2 separate regions of the Homo sapiens genome follow, and region 1 is linked to region 2. A link is a contact called in ENCODE Hi-C or POLR2A ChIA-PET data. All regions are on one chromosome and are shown on one strand. The core of a region is the stretch at or near the end of the contact, and the rest is flanking DNA. Distances in the headings are between cores, read along the strand shown. Region 1 overlaps NRDE2 (NRDE-2, necessary for RNA interference, domain containing). Region 2 holds the start of PSMC1 (proteasome 26S subunit, ATPase 1).

Region 1 (4,532 bases), core at 1,076-3,575, 43 kb after region 2:
TTTGATATACTAGATTAAGTAAAATACACTATCAAAATTAACATCATCTGTTCCTTTTTACTTTTTTAATGTGGCCACTAGAAAATTTGAAATTACACAAGAGGCTCACATTATATTTCTATTGGGCAGCTCTGTATTAGAGTATAAATCTGGAAAGTATTTGGGGGTCATTTAGAGTGACAGTTATGTAAATGCTAGGTAATAATTACTTTATAATAGTCCTAAAAAGGTATTTTTCAAAGTATCTGTTGGTCTGTACACTGACAGGATAACAAAAAGACTGTCTGAAATACACACTAAAAAAGAATGGGGTCGGGCGTGGTGGCTCACACCTGTAATCCCAGCACTTTGGGAGGCTGAGGCAGGCAGATCGCTGGAGGTCAGGTGTTTGAGACCAGAGAGACCAGCCTGGCCAACATGGCGACCCTATCTCTACCAAAAATACAAAAATTAGCTGGGCATGGTGGCAGAAGCCTGTAATCCCAGCTACTCAGGAGCCTGACGCATGAGAATTGCTTGAACCCAGGAGGCAGAGGTTGCAGTGAGCTGAGATCCTGCCACTGCACTCCAGCCTGGGTGACAGAGCGAGATTCTGTCTCAAAAAAAAAAAAAAAAAAAGAATGAGGATTGGGGCAGTTATTAACAAGATTCCTTCTTCAGTTGCAGCCTATAAAAGGAAAAAGGGAAATTACAGAAACTTTCAAATCCTCAAAGCATTATGTACTGAAGGAATAAGTCCACTGCTTTAAAACTTCTAAGGGGAACCCATGACATCTACTTAACATTTTTGACATTTTGATGTTTGTGCAATATTCTGAAGCTACTGATAAATAGCTTAAGCAGATAAATAATCATGAGGATGTAAAAACAAATTCCAGAAGAAACAGAAGTACACGTCTTCAATGAGAGGTGACTTACCTGGGTTGATGACCACCCAGCCACCTCGTTCCTGCTGGTGCATCCACGCCTTCCAGCCTCGGGCTCCCTTCTCCCCAGCCCGGGGCTCTCCACTGTCCCAAAAGGGTTCAAAGAATTCCACCTGTTCAGATTTTAGAATGGACGTTAGACCTCACTTGTATAAAACTGCTGAGTCAGTGGGCAAAATCCGCGCTGGTGGATATAAGAGAAGCTTATGATCCTTGAAATCATGTTTGCCATCAGTCTTTGAAGTAGATACATGCTACACACCCCAAGATAGAAAAAAGATCTATCTAGCGTGGCAGGCAGCTTCCAAGATAGCCCCCATGACCCTACCTCTGCCTTGTGGTTTTCACACTCGCATGTGAGCTGGACCTAGTGATTCCAACACACAAAATATGGCAAAAGTGATGGGGGGTCACTCCCGGGATTAGGTTACAAAAAGACCAGCTGAGGTTCAGCAAGAAGGGTCTCCAGATGGGTAGGAAGGGAGTAGTTTCCTAGTTCTTATCCTGCCAGGCCAGTCTAACCAGGGACAGTGGCACTGCCAGTTCACCTAGTATCACTGGACCCCCGAGCTAATTCCTAAAGTCATGCCGCTTTCAAGATATTTTGAGAGGAAGGTTCCAACAAGACAGACCATGAGCTACGTGACACAACCATATCTTAAGTAACTATATATTCCTAACACCTGGCACAATACTTACTGCCTAGCAGGGACTCAATAAACGCTTGTTGGCACAGATCTGAACAAGGCAGGCGACCAGGGAGTAAAAAGGTCTGCATTTTTTATTTTTATTTTTGAGACAGAGTCTCGCTCTTGTTGCCCAGGCTGGAGTGCAGTGGTGTGATCTTGGCTCACTGCAACCTCCACCTCCCCGGGCTCAAGCAATTCTCCTACCTCAGCCTCCCGAGTAGCTGGGATTACAGGCATGAGCCACCACACCCAGCTAATTTTGTGTTTTTTTAGTAGAAACAGGGTTTCTCCACGTTGGTCAGGCTGGTCTCCAACTCCTGACCTCAGGTGCTCTGCCCACCTTAGCCTCCCAAAGTGCTGGGATTACAAGCCTAAACCACCGCGCCCAGCCTAAAGGTCTGCATTTTAAAGCCTGGCCCCATTAGCACCTCCCTCATTCATTCGAGCATTAGGTGTGTGGTAAGCAGCTCACTGGCAATAAATCTTTCCCTATGGAACAGAATGTGAACACAGCAATGAACAGAAACGTGATCATGTTATCAACTGGAAACAGGACTGTGAAAGTGAGCCAATAACCTACTCAGTGAAAGCTTTTGTAAGAAACCTTTTGAAGAGGACAAGCAGGCTTCCAGTGGGCACAGCATGGGCCATGAGCCACAGGATTATCTAGCCTGAGCCCTGGGCAATGCCACACACGCCTGGAGGAGTATTGCCTCCAGGAGAGTCACGTCAGGGCAGGGCAAACGTCCTGACACGTCAGTCATCCTCAGAAAGGGGAACCAGGACGACTACGCTCCCTCTTTAGAGGTCTGGCTCTTGTAAGAGTGAAGAAAGAAAGTTTACTTAAGAAAAAAAATTTTTTTTAAATAGTGTGATAAATGAGTATAATCTATTTGTTTATTCCACAGAAACGCAGACCAGTAATATCAGACCTGCCTGTGTTAAATCACGCTACTGTGTTCACGGTAACAACGTCTCTCAGTTATAAAAGCAATATGGAATATTAGTAAATAAGAAACTTTATTCCAAAGTTGTCATGTAAATGCTTTGGAATCACATGTGCTATTCGTGTTTAAAACCTCAAGCACGAGGATCGGGGTCTCCCAACACTTTAGAGCAGTGGTCTTCGATGGGTCACATTTGTAGGCAGAACCCTCCACCCATCACTCTGTTCTTATCACAGAGGGTCTTAGGAAAGGGGCAGGGGGAGGGGGTGAGAGAAATTCTGATCCTGACCCACAAGGTTCCTTAGAGTCAGCTGAGAATCACTTCTGTAGTACAGCCTATTCTTAAAATCTCACAGCATGTCTTAAAATTACTCTGTTATATGGTTTATTAATGATTGATTATAGCAATTTAACTGGTATAATTCTTTAATCCAATTTTTTCTAGAGGTAGCATCATGATAAAAATGGTCTTTACTGGCAATTCATGAAACTCCCACATGACGGAGGCCTTGGCCTCTCAAGAAACACTTTTGAATGTTCACCATAAACTCATATATTCTATTTATCTTCCACTAGACATCTTTACAGAGTAGAAAACTGAGTTTTATTTAGTGGAAAAAGGGAAAAGATACATTTTCTTATATACATAGCTCTATAAAAATTCTTTATTTCTTCACTTATCTTCATTTATCTCAAACATTGGCAATGCTCGCTTGTCATCTAAAGGATTAACCCTTCCCCAATAAGGATCACTGTTGACAAGGTATCTCTGTGTAATTTCATTTGCAACTCTAGCGAAGATTGTGGGTACTTAGAAGGTTAACTGAGGAAGTGATGCAAGACCCAAACTAGAATGTGTAAGGGTGGAAGAGAGTAATACAAGGTTTAAAATGGCATGACAACTGTTTCCCTGACTAGGGGAGCCAATCAGCATTTAAACAAAGGCAGAAAGGGGATGGGGGGGAGGAGGGGAGGGGAGGAGGAAGGGGAGGGGAAGGGGGCAGGGAAAGGAAAAGGAAAGGAGGAACACAGGCAGGCAGGCAGGCAGGCAGGGTGGGAGGGTGAGTCCTCAGAGAGCCTTTATGTTGTGAAGGAGGGGGAAGCTTCTTTACCTATCCACATCTCACCATTTTCATTACAAAACTTTCCTCAGATCACTGGACTATTTCTGAGAATTCCTCCTCAGCAGACTGATATAAAGGAGGATATGATATTTTAAAAACACTACCACACCACCTCTCATTATCCACACCACCTCTCATTATCCACACCTTCCCCCTCTCCCTCCAGAGAAAGAGCCAGGAAGAGAGAGATGAGGCGAGCAGAGCTGGGTACCTGTCCTTTGGTAGGCAGATCTTTCACGCTGTCGGGTTTGAAGAAGGTGAAGTCCACCATGGCCTGGAACAATGAGATGGCCTTCTCAGAGTGGCCAGCCTGCCGCAGAAAGTGGCACTGCTGAAGAAAGAGTGCTGCGAACAGGAGGGCAAAGGGGAAGAAGCCTGGTTGATACCGTTAAAGGGAAAGAACCTAACTTCTCAAAACAGGCAATTAACACATTGAGAACACCTTTCACCTGCAATCACTATTAATTTACAAAGCTGTGATACATGTCTTGATTTAAAGCGTCTCACACAGTATTATAATCCAAGTATGTTTGTTCTAATTTTTGTATGAAAGCATCACAGAACACAAATATTAACAACAAAAACTATATATAGTACATAAAAATAAGTCAAGAGGTTGGTCTGAATGCTATCAAATAATCACAGCTCATTATCACAAGAAAAATTATAGAAAAAGGATGGCGTAGCAGATTTTTATCAGAAAGCAAAGAGCTGTATTCAGTTGATCACTAGATGGCATTACTCACCAGCAACTTTCATCCTATGTTCAGAGTCGGCTGTAAACAAATCAAGGTTCCATGTCTGAACATTCCAGTTCATCTTACTTTTGGTACAATTCCAGCTACT
Region 2 (4,172 bases), core at 1,564-4,063:
CAATGGCACCATGAAGGAGGAACTATAAAGGTCCCTATTTCACAGACGACAGAACTGAGACACAACAACACAGCTCACTGGTGACAAGGCTGGAAACGAGACCTGGCGTTAACCCCTTGGCTGTTTGATTAGTAATTATTCTTATTTTTTAAATAAAAAGTCATTCTGATGGCTTCTTCCAACACACGAATGGGCCCCTGGGCCACCAGGGTGTGGCTGCCCTGCTTTGCAGACCAGTGTTCTGGAGTTCCGGCTCTAAAAATGTGGTGTATGAGTCACCCAGCCTCAGAATCCCTTGGGGTATCTGTTAAAATGCAGGTGTCTGGGCCCTGCCATGGGCCTATAGAATCACAGTCTCTGGCGGATGGCACCAGAGTCTGCATTTTGTCAGCATCTGGGCTGGTTCTGATGTGCTTGAGGTTGCAGGGGGGCTGCTGAACAGGATGCACGCTCGCCTCTGGCACCTGCCCTCTGTCCACCCCGGCCCCGCCCCCTCTGTCCACCCTAGCATGAGCCCTCCGTCCACGTTTGGACACCTTCCTACCTCAGCCTCCATTCCATCTACTTTTGGCAAAAATCTCTTAAGAATCAAAAAACAAGAGTTTTATCCTCTCCGTATCCTCAGCCGGCAAGGTAGATAATTATCCCGTTATACAGATGAGAAAATGAGGATGACTTGCTGATGTCACACAGCTAGAGCAGAGCCTCCGGAGAGGAAACCTGTTGGTATCTTGATTTTAGCCCTGTGAGACCCAAGTTGAACTTCTAACCCAGAGACCTTCTAGCTTTGAGCACTACATTTATGGTCACTTTCTTTTTTTTTCTTTTTGAGATGGATTTTCCTTCTTTTCGCCCCGGCTGGAGTGCAATGGCGCAATCTCGGCTAACTGCAACCTCCGCCTCCCAGGTTCAAGCGATTGTCCCGTTTCAGCCTCCCGAGTACCTGAGATTACAGGCATCTGCCACCACTCCCAGCTAATTTTTGTATTTTCAGTAGACATGAGGTTTCACCATATTGGTCAGGTTGGTCTTGAACTCCTGAACTCAGGTGATCCACCCGCCTCGGCCTCCCAAAGTGCTGGGATTACAGGCGTGAGCCACGGCGCCCAGCCCCTGTGCATCTCTTTTGCCCTATGGCTGACTCTCAATCCTCCCCACCCGGTTGACAGTCATCTCTGCAACTCTCCCTCTTTTCCACTTGCAACTTCCAACCTCCCCAAGTGCTGAGCACTCCAAGTAGTCTTTCTAATCCTCTCCCTGCTTTCTCTTAGCTGTCCATTATGTAGATAAACTTAAATTTTCTGCTTACTTTATGTCACTTCCTACAGCCACAATAGGAAAGTCTGATGCCAACGTTGGCTACTCTCTTCATTACTGGGTTCTATTGACTCGCCTTTAACCGCTGAGCTTCCACTGGGAGTTATGTGCCTGTTTCTGACTTCTTCACTATATGGTGTCTCTAATCTCCATCCTCTGCAGCTTCTACTGCAGGGCCTCTGCCCTGGCTGTTCCCTCTACCTAGAAAGCTCTTCCACCAGATATCTGAATAGCTTACTCCTTCATGCCTTACGGGCTTTTGCTCAAGTATCATCCAATTTAAAGTTAAAATCACCCACCACTGCTGCATGCTCCTAATCCTAGGCATTTTTCCTAGGCATTAATTTTTCCTATGGCATTTACCACTATGTGGCATACTATATATTTTACTATTTACTTGTTTCTTGTAAAATGCATTAGGGAAAGGATATTTATTTTGTTTTTTAAATTTTTATTAATTTTTTTTTTTGAGACAGAGTCTCGCTCTGTCACCTAGACTGGAGTGCAGGGGCGTGATCTCACTGCAACCGTCGCCTCCCAGGTTCGAGAGATTCTCATGACTCGACCTCCCAAGCAGCTGGGATTACAGATGCCCACGATGATGCCCGACTAATTTTTGTATTTTTAGTAGAGATGGGAGTTTCACCATCTCTATCCTATGTGTGATACTGTCCTATCGTGTGATTTCATGTGTCATGTACACTAGATGCCAGATTTGTTAACAGAGGTCGATAGTGCTAAGACTTTCTATTACCGTGTTGCAGTGATGATGAAAAGGAAGAAGTATACCTGTTGTGTGTTCATAAGGGAAATATTTTTAGTGTTTCACAACTAAAATCCCTAAATCAATCTGGAGCAGAAAAAAAATCATCCATTTCTCCAGTTCAGAAAGATGCAGTATTTTGAGCACTTGTTAATGAAATTTCCAGAAACAGAAGGGATTGTTGCCATTTTTCTGATGTCCTGGAGGGTGTAACAAATGAGGAACTTTACCAATCAGCTTCAAGATGAGGAATTTAAGACATTTGGCATCATCACAAGTCACAGGTCATCAGAAAAAGACAGGTTTAGAAGACTCGTTACACACATACTCCCAGATGTGCAGGTTAAATTCCAGAAGCTGAATAATAACTGAAATATTTGTGCAAATGTATATGTCAACTTCCCAGTTCCAAATACCATTCCAGTTTTTAGAACCATAAAGTTCTTCCCAGTTATAAATTTTGCATAATTTAAATATTTTATATTTTCACGATTGTCCTAATTCTTTGACAGTAGGGGTCATTGTCTTAAGTTGTTGACAAGCGCCTCATAACGGGTATTCAAAAATTTCTTTCAAGTAAAATATTTATAAAGTTCACTTTATGCTTATAAACTGCTGCGTTGCCCTAGACCGCCCGCACAAGCCCTTGGAGCACAACTTGGTCAGCGCAGAATTTGGTTCCTATCAGCTTCCGTAGCGTCCCTAACGACTTCCGCCTCTGGCGGGCCGCAGTGGTGGAGGAACTTCCGGCAGCGGCAGCTCAAGTGGCCAAGGCAAGATGGTGAGTGACTAAGGGTTTCTTTCCGCTGGTCGTCGCGGTGCGATGGGGTCTCAGCAGCCTGAGGCGAGAGAAAGAGGCGGCTGCCCGAGGAACTGGGACAGCCCTCTTCTCCTTTTGCCGGCCTGATCTTCTCGGCGGGTGGAGGCTCCCAGAGACCGCGCTCATGTCCACCGCGGGCCGGGGCCGACCAACGGGCCTTGCCCGGGGATCCTGGGGCCGGGGCTCAGAGCAGAGAGAGGGTCTCCTGCGTGGTCTTGTGGGGCGGCAGAACGGATCAGGCCGCTGGCTTTGCTGCTCCGCCGACCAGGGCTTTGCTGATCGGCGCTGGGAGTTTCGGGGGCGCCTCCTCGAGTCACCGGGAAAAATGCTTTTTGAGTCGGGCAGGTGAAGGGTGCTGGAGAAGAGGGTGGGATTCATTCCACCTGAGGAGTTGAGCGCGGAGTCGTGGAAGGCCTTTCGGAGCTGGGGGCATTTGAAGGAGGCCTTAAAGACGTTGTTATGACAGGCGGAGCTAAGACGGAAAGGGCCCGTGGTGCAGTAGTAATAATAAAAACAGCTAGCATTTATTCATCAATTCACTAAACAAGTATTTACTGAGCACTTGGTGTTTTGTTGTTGTTGTTAAACTTTTGGCTAGCTTCTGTTGTAGACACTGAGGATTGATTGAAGTCCCTGCCTTCATAGTGCGTACATTCTAGAGCAGAAGGCAGACAATCATCAGAAATATGTAATATGATGTCAGGGGTGGGGTGGTCATTGTTGTATGGTTATTGTATAGAAAGGGATAGCTTGGAGGAGTGGCTGCTTTTTATAGAGTCAGCGAAGGTAGCTCTGAGGAGGTGAAATTTGAGCGGACCGAAATTGAGGGAGTAACCCCTGCAGATGTCTGAGGGAAATGTGGTCAAGGCAGAAGATACAGCAAGTGCAAAGGACCTGAGATGGGAATGTTTAACCTGTATCATGAACGGCAAGAAGGCCAGATCTCATAGAGGTCTTTTTTATTTTAATTTTAATTTTTATTTTTTTGAGACGGAGTCTTGGTCTGTCGTCCAGGCTGGAGTGCAGTGGCGCGATCTCCGCCTCCCGGGTTCAAGCGATTCTCCTGCCTTAGCCTTCCAAGTAGCTGCGACTATAGGCGCCCGCCACTACGCCCGGCTAATTTTTGTATTTTTGTAGAGACGGCGTTTCACTCTGTTGGCCAGGCTGGTCCTGAACTCCTGACCTTATGATCCGCCCGCCTCGGCCTCCCAAAGTGTTGGGATTACAGGCGTGAGCCACCGCGCCCGGCCTCATAGAGGTCTTATACGGATT

Evidence for each region. Hi-C counts contacts between places; a loop is a spot of excess contacts on that map. ChIA-PET counts read pairs that join two places held with the same protein, here RNA polymerase II (POLR2A). Pooled maps may share reads with other maps.
Region 1: a loop to region 2 is called in a map of ascending aorta, with 2.1 times the contacts of the local background. The contact joins the enhancer-like site here to the promoter of PSMC1 in region 2. A Hi-C loop is called at or near these places in 1 of 168 maps with a recorded cell type or tissue (ascending aorta) and 3 of 50 pooled maps. POLR2A ChIA-PET finds 5 or more read pairs at or near these places in 7 of 52 experiments (B cell, H1, WTC11 and 3 more).

The regions. Positions count from the first base shown.
Region 1 is chr14:90,297,342-90,301,873 of GRCh38, forward strand. NRDE2 (NRDE-2, necessary for RNA interference, domain containing) reads right to left here. Exons shown (of 14, transcript NM_017970.4): 7 at 3,898-4,031; 8 at 919-1,039. Among named protein-coding and RNA genes, the nearest start is that of NRDE2, 32 kb to the right of the region's middle. Within about 2 kb of position 2,326, at least 7 of the 41 ENCODE cell types and tissues checked have a DNase peak (open chromatin) inside an H3K27ac peak, as active enhancers do.
Region 2 is chr14:90,253,740-90,257,911 of GRCh38, forward strand. It overlaps PSMC1 (proteasome 26S subunit, ATPase 1), which reads left to right and starts at 2,814. Exons shown (of 11, transcript NM_002802.3): 1 at 2,814-2,861. The coding sequence starts at 2,859. RefSeq lists enhancers at 2,460-2,989, 2,865-3,104, 2,990-3,517.